2 separate regions of the Homo sapiens genome follow, and region 1 is linked to region 2. A link is an interaction called in ENCODE POLR2A ChIA-PET data of the cell type or tissue named here. Cell type or tissue: GM12878. All regions are shown on one strand. Each heading gives the region's core, and the rest is flanking DNA. Links, peaks and the distances in the headings are about the cores only. Region 1 overlaps KANSL1 (KAT8 regulatory NSL complex subunit 1). Region 2 overlaps ITGB3 (integrin subunit beta 3).

Region 1 (4,397 bases), core at 285-4,284, 1.1 Mb after region 2:
TTTCCTAGAGCTTATGTTTTGTTGTTTGATTTCCTAGTTCATAACAGAAGGGGTTTTGTAAGCTGACCTAGCTTGACAATCCTTTTTGGGTTTTTTGGTTTCAAACATGATCTTATAAAATTATTTAGTGCATTAAAATGTAGACCCAAGTAGCTGCTTAGCTCTTGAGAAAAGGCTGTGTTTCAGTTTAGCACAACAGTGTTTTCAGGAAGATAACTGTTCTAGATAGCTCTTTTTTTCCAAAATTCTTGATTAAGGTTTGGGGAATTTAGAATTATCTCCAGCTATTAAATTATCAAATTGGTTAAGTAGAGGTAGAAAGTTTATTGCATAAATCAGTAGATTTGTCTTCCAAAGAAGCTTATGAAATAGAAAGGGCCAGGAGGTATACCTGTAGTTGAAATATGGGATGGGCCCATAGAGAGTGAGTTGGAAAATGATAGTAAGTGGTTGAACATGGACTTTAAAGCATGGCATGCTCTGAAGTCATATTAGAAAAGTCCTTTGCTTTCATGCAAAACTAGTCTCCGTGGCTTTTCATTGTGTAGATCGGGTTAAAAGCAGAATATAAGAAGCAAGTTTTTGGATGAGATGATAGAACTTAAGTAGTACTTGTCTGTCAATCCTAAAAGAATTATTTCTGGCCAAATCCTCTCCTCTAACCACCAAATAAGGAGCTTGACTTCATTCTCACTGTTAAGAATCAGAAACCCAGTTTAGAATATCCAACTCCTGGTGAACTTTTAAAAATTAATATATATCTTGATACTTTATAATCTATTGTGTGGCATCCAACGAATGTGAGGTAATCTGGGGAGTTAGAAATGCCTTGCATTTCGTGTGGAAAAGGTGTAGTCGTAAGTTTGGCCTGGGAAGGTTAATACTGTCTTTGCACATAGAAAGCTAAGGGCAGTGTCATCATCATTTGTTTGTGAGGAGGGGACTGAAAAAGCAAAATCATCACTACTAGCCTATTCTAAAGGATCTTAATCCCATTACATTTTTCAGATTTTTTTTTTATTATGTAGTATCCCCTGGATATAATCTTTTTGGTGAAGGGGGATGTCTCTAATTTCCACGTGGTACCCCCTGTCATATACAGGTTATGTATCTGGCAGTCTACAGCTGCAATTCATGGCTGTTTATAAAATTTCACCAGAACTTGTCCTGACGTCCTTTTACTTTTGTAAATGATTAGAAAAAATGCTGAGCCTGAGTATGTATTTTTGTATTAAGAGTTCATTTAGAGAGTCCCAGAAATTGGCAGAGTTGATTCAACTTTCTGTGGTTTAAATTTGAATATGCAATTAGTAGACTGCTGGTATTTCAGAAGTTTGTTGTTGCAGGCCTCTTGTACTGAGGAGGAAATCTGGAATTTCTTTTTCTATTTTAAATTAGCGTTCATTCAACAAACATTTTTTGATTATCCCTAGAGTTTTGGCACACGATAGGAAGTCTAGAACTGTGCAGTCTCACCTGGTCTCGCAAGTAATGGGAATTTTTAAACTATGCAGGACTTAGAAGGTATACCTTCCCTTCCTTCAGAATGATAGTAGTAGTATAGTTATATCTTTCCTTGACCTAATTATAATTTTTCGTTTTCCCCCCCATGACAAAGTAATAAAAACTTGTAAAAAACAAAGAGCCACAGACATGTGAAACTTGTTTTACCTCTGCTGTTACTTGGTCTGTTGTAATGCCACTGTAGAAAATACTCCCTTTGTTTGGGGTAGCATAGGAAACATGTGATTTGGAATCAGACTTCAAGTTCTAGCTCCATAATTTTACTAGCTCTGTGGTCCTCGGATATCACTCAACCAATCTGGACCTCAAATTTTCTCATCTCTTCTACTGGGAAGATAACAACTTCTTTTTTTTTTTTTTTTTTTTTTTTTGAGATGGAGTCTCGCTCTGTCGCCCAGGCTGGAGGGCAGTGGCGTGATCTCGGCTCACTGCAAGCTCTGCCTCCTGGGTTCACGCCATTCTCCTGCCTCAGCCTCCTGAGTAGCTGGGACTACAGGCGCCCGCCACAACGCCCGGCTAATTTTTTGTATTTTTACTAGAGACAGGGTTTCACCGTGTTAACCAGGATGGCCTCAATCTCCTGACCTCGTGATCTACCCGTCTCGGCCTCCCAAAGTGCTGGGATTACAGGCGTGAGCCACTGTGCCCGGCCTTTTTATTTATTTATTTATTTATTTTTTGAGACGAAGTTTTGCTCTTGTTGCCCAGGCTGGAGCACAATGGCGTGATCTCAGCTCACTGCAACCTCTGTCTCGCGGGTTCAAGCGATTTTCCTGCCTCAGCTTTCTGAGTAGCTGGGATTATAGGCGCCTGCCACCACACCTGGCTAATTTTGGTGTATTTAGTAGAGACGGGGTTTCACCATGTTGGCCAGGCTGGTCTTGAACTCCTGACTTCAGGTGATCCACCTGCCTCGGCCTCCCAAAGAAGATAATGACTTCTACAGAACTGCTGAATGGGTACATATATGTAAATATTCTCACCTGACTTCTGCTTTTCCCTTTATTTCACTGGGAGGTATTATATTTTTAGTGTATCTTACGGCCTTTGAGGACTTCTTAGTTTGAGTATATTTTAGCTGTGTGCATAAATGTCTTTACAGTGTACTTAAGGAGTTGGATTTTTAGAAACTTGCCATATTTAGAAATCTATTGGATTGAACATAGTTTGAAAAGCAAAGTATAAGTTAATTCCTTTACTATATACTTGTACTATTCTTTTCATGGACTTTCTGATGCTTGCTGTTTGTGCACATAGGCTTTGCTTTTTGTATTTATTTATATTGTATGAATCTAAGAATAAAAGAGAGTGTGAACAATTCAGAAGACTACAGATATATCTTGTTAGGTTGCTTTCCAAAAGGTTCCCAGTTGTAGTCATACCAGCAGTGTAACAAGCAGGTTTTTTGTTTAACCACACTCCAATTAGCATGGAGGATCCTTTAAAAATATTTGCTAAACTGATAAATAAAAAATACTATCTTTACTTAAATTTGCATTGGGAAAGTATTAGTGAAGTTGAACATTCTCATATGTTGTAATGTTTTGTTTTGTTTTGTTTTGATACAGTCTGCAGTCTTGCTCTGTTGCCCAGGCTAGAGTGCAGTGGCATAGTCGTAGCTTGCTGCAGCTTCAACCTCCAGGACTCAAGTGGTCCTCACAAGTAGCTGGGACCACAGGAGTGCACCCTTATGCCCCCCTTATTAAAAAATTTTTTTTTCTTTGTAGAGATGGGGTTTTGCTCTGTTGCCCAGGCTGGTCTCAAACTCCTGGACTCAAGCAGTCCTCCTGCCTTGGCCTCCCAAAGTGCTGTGATTACAGGCATGAGCCACTGTGCCAGGCTGTTGTAATGTTTTTATGATTCTTTGAAGCAGAGATATTTATCCTTTGGTAAAAATATTGGAGTCAAACTTGGATAAGTTAGAAATTATAAATTGTTTAAATTTTTGTCTGTTGATCTTTTGCCTTTAGCTTTCTTTCTCAACCTAAAATAGTAGAAATTCTTCATCCTTCCAGACACTAATAGGAGAATTTTAAATTTCCTTGTACATGTTTTTATTTTTGGAAACTACCCTTTTACCAATATAGTGAAACCTTGGCTCTACTAAAATACAAAAAAATTAGCCAGGTGTGATGGCACACACCTGTAATCCCAGCTGCTCGGGAGGCTGAGGCTGGAGAATCGCTTGAACCTGGTAGGTGGAGGTTGCAGTGAGCCAAGGTCATGCCACTGCACTCCAGCCTGGGCACGCAGAGTGAGACTTGTCTGAAAAAAAGAGAAATAAAGAAAGAAACTACCCTTTTAATTCATCAGAGCGTTTTTTGTTTCATAATACAAGGAAGTAAGTCCTCTCTAACCCTCTTTCCGAAAAAGCTGACTAGTATCTCAAAACCACTTAATTTTGTATTACTTTCTTTGGGACTTTGGAAGTTGCATAAGACATACAGGTTAACTTGTAAAGAATATCTTTCCAGAATATGGGTTGCCAAATTTTTACTAGATTCATTTAGGGTATTTTTTGTGAGGATACTGTATTCTTGGGCATTTTGTTCTTTTTAATTCCTTTTATGAGTATACACTCTCTGATTGTCTTTTCTTATTTCGCACCCAGATTTTCTGCAGTAGCTCAGTGGAATATTTTGAGCTTAGTGTAAGATAGACCGTTTGTAAATAAATGTAAAGTATTGCATAGAAGAATTTATTTGTCTTAGACCCTTAAGCAGCCCCTATGCTCCCCCAGTGAAGTTGATTTAGATGTGTAGACAACCTTGAGGAAAGAGAAGGGCTCTTCAGCTGCTCTCCTGTCTCCAAGTTTATCTAAATCTAGGGTTCTGTGAAATGATTTAGTCTTCAGTGTGGATTTTGCTCTGTGG
Region 2 (4,397 bases), core at 195-4,194:
GCCGTGAAATACTTTGCATGATTGAAAAAAAGCCAGCATGAAATGAAATTTTTGTTGCATTTAATCCACGTATGGATAAGGTTTGAAAAATGGTTACTTTAGCTGTACATTTTTCTACCTATATATATCAATGGTGTCAGCATTCATTGATTCATTCATTCATTTACTCGACAAATATTCATTGAGCATCTACCTGTGCCAGGCACTCTCCTAGGCACTGGAGACACACTGATAAACTAAACAAAGCCCCTGCTCTTGTGAAGCTTACATTTTAGTGAGGAAGATGGTAACAAAAAATACACAACAAAAATGCACAATTTCAAACAGTGGCAAATGCTGTAAGAAAATAAAGCAGGATAAAGGAATAACAAGCAATAAGGGGAAGGACTCTCTTTAGAGCATGTGATCAGAAAAGGTCTCTCTGTGGAGCTGACATTTCAAAATGATGTTAAAGAGTGAATCCTGGGACGATCCAAGGCACAGACATTCCAGAAAGAACCCAAGGCAAGATCTGGATGGACATCAGCCTGTTAAAGAAATAGCAGGTGGAGAGAAAGGAGGAAGAGAAAAGCACAGAGGAGGTTAGAGGAGCAGTTAGGGACCAGAACACTAGGAAGCTATAGGCCATGGTAGAGAGTGTGGCTTTTTTCTCCACATAGTGGGAAGCCACTGGAGGAATCTGAGCAGAGGTGAGCAAAAAAAGATCATCCTGGCTGCTGAGTGCAAGACAGAAAGAAGGGAAGCAAAAAGGAAAGAGACTTATTATTCAATTAGAAATGTACTAAAATAATCCAGGCAACAGATGGCAGTGGATTTGGACAGTAGCGGAGCCACTGATGTGGTCAGACTCTAGATACGTTCCATCTAAAGACTTGCTGATGGATGGCTCATGGGGCATGAGGGTGTGAACAAATGTGAACCTGAAAGAGCCAGTCCTTCAAGATAGATCTGGAGTGGCTAAGTGGGCCTAAATTTTAAACAGAGCAAAGCTGCCATTTGCTGACTAGAGGTCACAACCCACTTTGAGTTCCCTGAAAATCAACACCTCTCTTCAACTTTGGGACCTCCAGAGCTAACCTAAAATAACCAGTCAGGGCTCTGCTGCCTTGACCAATCAGGCCTCAGTTGTTTCAACCAAACAGAACTAAGCAAGTTGGAATTGTTCATTTGCATAAGTGGACCTCATCAGGATCCTAGGCAGGAACTTTCATTATAAACCCCCAATTCTGACACCAACAGCTGAGTTTCCCCAGTTTCCAAACTGTTCATTGGAATAAAGTCTTTCCTCCCAATTCCTTTTCAGAGAACTTTTGTTCACAAGGGAAAAACAGGAAGGATTTTTGTCTGAGCAAGGGGATTCCCTGTACACAAAGTTCAAATGTCTTGACCACTGGCCATATCCTTTCATTGACCCTTCATGCTGTAAGAAAATAAAGCAGGATAGGCCGGGCATGGTGGCTAACACTGTAATCTGAGCACTGTGGGAGGCCAAGGCGGGTAGATCACCTGAGGTCAGGAGTTCAAGACCAGCCTGGCCAACATGGCGAAATCCAGTCTTTACTAAAACTAGAAAAATTAGCTGGGCATGGTGGCACGCACCTGTAATCCCAGCTACTTGGGAGGCTGAGGCAGGAGAATTGCTTGAACATGGGAGGCGGAGTTTGCAGTGAGCCAAGATCGTGCCACTGCACTCCAGCCTGTGTGATGGAGTGAGACTCTGCCTCAAAGGGAAAAGAAAGGGTGGGGGTGGGGGGGGCGGGGAATAGCAAGCAATGAGGGAAGGAGTCTCCTTTAAAGCATGTGGTCAGGAAAGGTCTCTCTGTGGAGCTGACACTTCAAGATGATGTTAATGGGAAGATCTAGGGCAGGTCCTGTCCTTGTAAATGAAGCCACATTATGTCTGGTTATCATCTCCAATGAGGTTAATTAGGTCGCCATGTGCTGAAGACTGCATAAAGCCCATTCCAGGGACAGAGTCCTGTCTTCTCTAAGGTTGTGGTCTAAAATTAACACCCAGCTCCTGAGAAATGTGGTAAGGCAGGAGCAGTAAAACAACAGATGGATATGGCAGAAAAAGCATGCAAAGCAGCAGGAAACCTCACGTCTAAAGCCATCTTTGCCCTTCCTCTGGCCGTATGACCTCAAGTACATCCCTTCATCTCTCTGGTGCTCTCTCCAAGGCCCAGTGCCTCTTTGAGTCTATGTCACATTCATAGTCGAGAAGTGATAACTGCTCTGTAGTATTTAACGGGTCTAACCAGCCACATCGGCCAAGCACCGGAGACTCCAAACAGCTGCTTCCTTTCCCCAGTGCTCCCGAGTTGTTAGGATTAAATGACATAACACGTATGAAAGAACCCTCTATAGTGGATGCTCAATAAATGTTCATTTCCTTCCCCCTTACTTTCACTCTAGTCACTTCCTACACCAGGAATCCCCATCCCCTCGCCTCCACCTCAGGGTCAGACGTGAAAGGGCCCTTTGTCTCTAACAGGATATAGTGAAGAAATCACTCTGGGCAGGAGACAAGAGTCCCCAGGGAGAGACCCAACCAATGCCACTGAGCCAGTTGTATGATCTTGGACAAGTCACTTCACTTCTCAGGAACTCCCTTTTTGCTTTTTTGTAAAACAAACAGGTGTCAAATTTGATGATCTTCAAGGTGCTGCCAGTCCTGGAAGTATCCACTCTTCCAGCCAGAAAACATCAACAGGGGGACTCATACCCTAGGAAGCCTAGCAACCCAAGGCATGAGAACCCTCAAACAAGGCACAAGTGGCCATTTCTTCCTGATGGCCTGATATTTGACTCAAACGCTGCATCTCAAGAGTTCTGGAAATTTTTATTAGCATCGACCCCACCTCATTCAGTATACAGAAGAAGCAGGTCTGTACCAAGCTGTCCGAGGCTCAGCCCAGGGGTGCCCTATTGGTGACCTCCTTGGCATCCTGCTGTCCAGTTCTGCAGCCTTCCTCCCCCAGCTCATGTGTTATGGGTGTGGACAGCAGGCCGCGGTGCTAACACCAGTCCTTACTGCCAGCCTGTCTTGGTAGGAAAGCAAACTGGTTCAACCGTTTGGGAGGACAAATTGACAACACCTACTAAAATTTAAATTTAAAATACGCATGCCCTTCGACCCACCAACTTTCATTCAAGAAATTAAGTCTGTAGAAACACTTGAACAAAGGTGCATAATAAATGAATAAGGATATCCCCTGCAGCTTTATTTGTAGTAGCAAATAATTGGGAATGATCCCAATGTCTGCCAACAGGGAATTGGTTAAGTAAATTCTGATATATCCATATAACAAAGAGTATGCCTTATGGCTAGAATTATAGCTCTTGGGATAAATAATGGAAAGCCATAAACTGACATAAAAAGATGCCTAGAGTATATTATTAAGAGACAATGGGCCAGGTGCGGTGGCTTATGCGTGTAATCCCAGCACTTTGGGAGGCCGAGGCGGGTGGATCACCTGTGGTTAGGAGTTCAAAACCAGCCTGGCCAACATGGCCAAACCCTGTCTCTATCAAAAACACAAAAATTAGCTGGGCGTGGTGGCAAATGCCTGTGATCCCAGCTACTCGGGAATCTGAGGCAGGAGAATTGCTTGAACCCAGGAGGCGGAGGTTGCAGTGAGCTGGGATCACACAACTGCACTCCAGCCTGGGCGACAGAGTGAGACTCCATCTCAAAAAAAAAAAAAAAAAAGACAATGATCCTATTATTGATTATCCTATTTGAGAAATAACAATAATGATAAATAATTATATATGTTGACAAATACATAGAAAAAAACTCTGCAGTAACTATCAACAGTGGTTATCTTTAAGGACAAGACTACAAGGAACTGGTACTGGTACTTTCTGCATTATATTTCTGAGCTGCCTTTTTTTAAATAATAAGCTTAATTACTTTTATAAGCTAAAAGAAAATTAAAGCTAATTTGAAATGTCCTCTGTTCTGCCTCCCTGTCGACATTTGCATTTATTTAAATGTAGGCTCCCCAGAGTCTGCTGGGCTTTCCACAAACTGCACCTTCAGCATCAAAACCTCTTGGAATGGCAAACTCAGCAGGAACACAGAAATGAGCTTTGGGGTATGGTTTGCATGAGGAGATGCTGGTCAAGGGATATAAATTTTCAGTTAGACAAGAGGAATAAGTTCAAGAGATCCACTGTACAACATGGTGACTATAGTTAATAACCGTATGTCATCTACCTGAAAATTGCTGGGAGGAGATTTTTAAGTGTTCTCACCACAAATAAATCAGAAGTATGTATGTGAGGTAATGCATATGTTATTTAACTTCATTTAACCATTCCACAATGCGCACATATTTCAAGACATCATGTTGTACATCATAAATATACATAATTTTTATTTGTCAATTTCA

Evidence for each region. ChIA-PET counts read pairs that join two places held together with the same protein. Peaks named below come from ENCODE experiments on the same cell type or tissue, not always from the same donor. Only the 100,000 strongest peaks of a DNase experiment are listed, where the experiment ranks them.
Region 1: POLR2A ChIA-PET joins it to region 2 with 8 read pairs; 1 of 35 experiments calls an interaction of 5 or more read pairs at or near these places.

What each region holds. Positions count from the first base shown.
Region 1 is chr17:46,141,302-46,145,698 of GRCh38, reverse strand. The region is part of intron 2 of KANSL1 (KAT8 regulatory NSL complex subunit 1); the gene reads left to right. Among named protein-coding and RNA genes, the nearest start is that of KANSL1, 50 kb to the left of the region's middle. RefSeq lists a silencer at 1,670-1,870. In GM12878, for the core only: no CTCF peak of the experiment used is centred there; no DNase peak of the experiment used is centred there; H3K4me3 peaks cover 2,219 bases; H3K27ac peaks cover 3,357 bases.
Region 2 is chr17:47,260,835-47,265,231 of GRCh38, reverse strand. The region is part of intron 1 of ITGB3 (integrin subunit beta 3); the gene reads right to left. Among named protein-coding and RNA genes, the nearest start is that of ITGB3, 9.2 kb to the right of the region's middle. In GM12878, for the core only: no CTCF peak of the experiment used is centred there; a DNase peak (open chromatin) is centred at 2,518.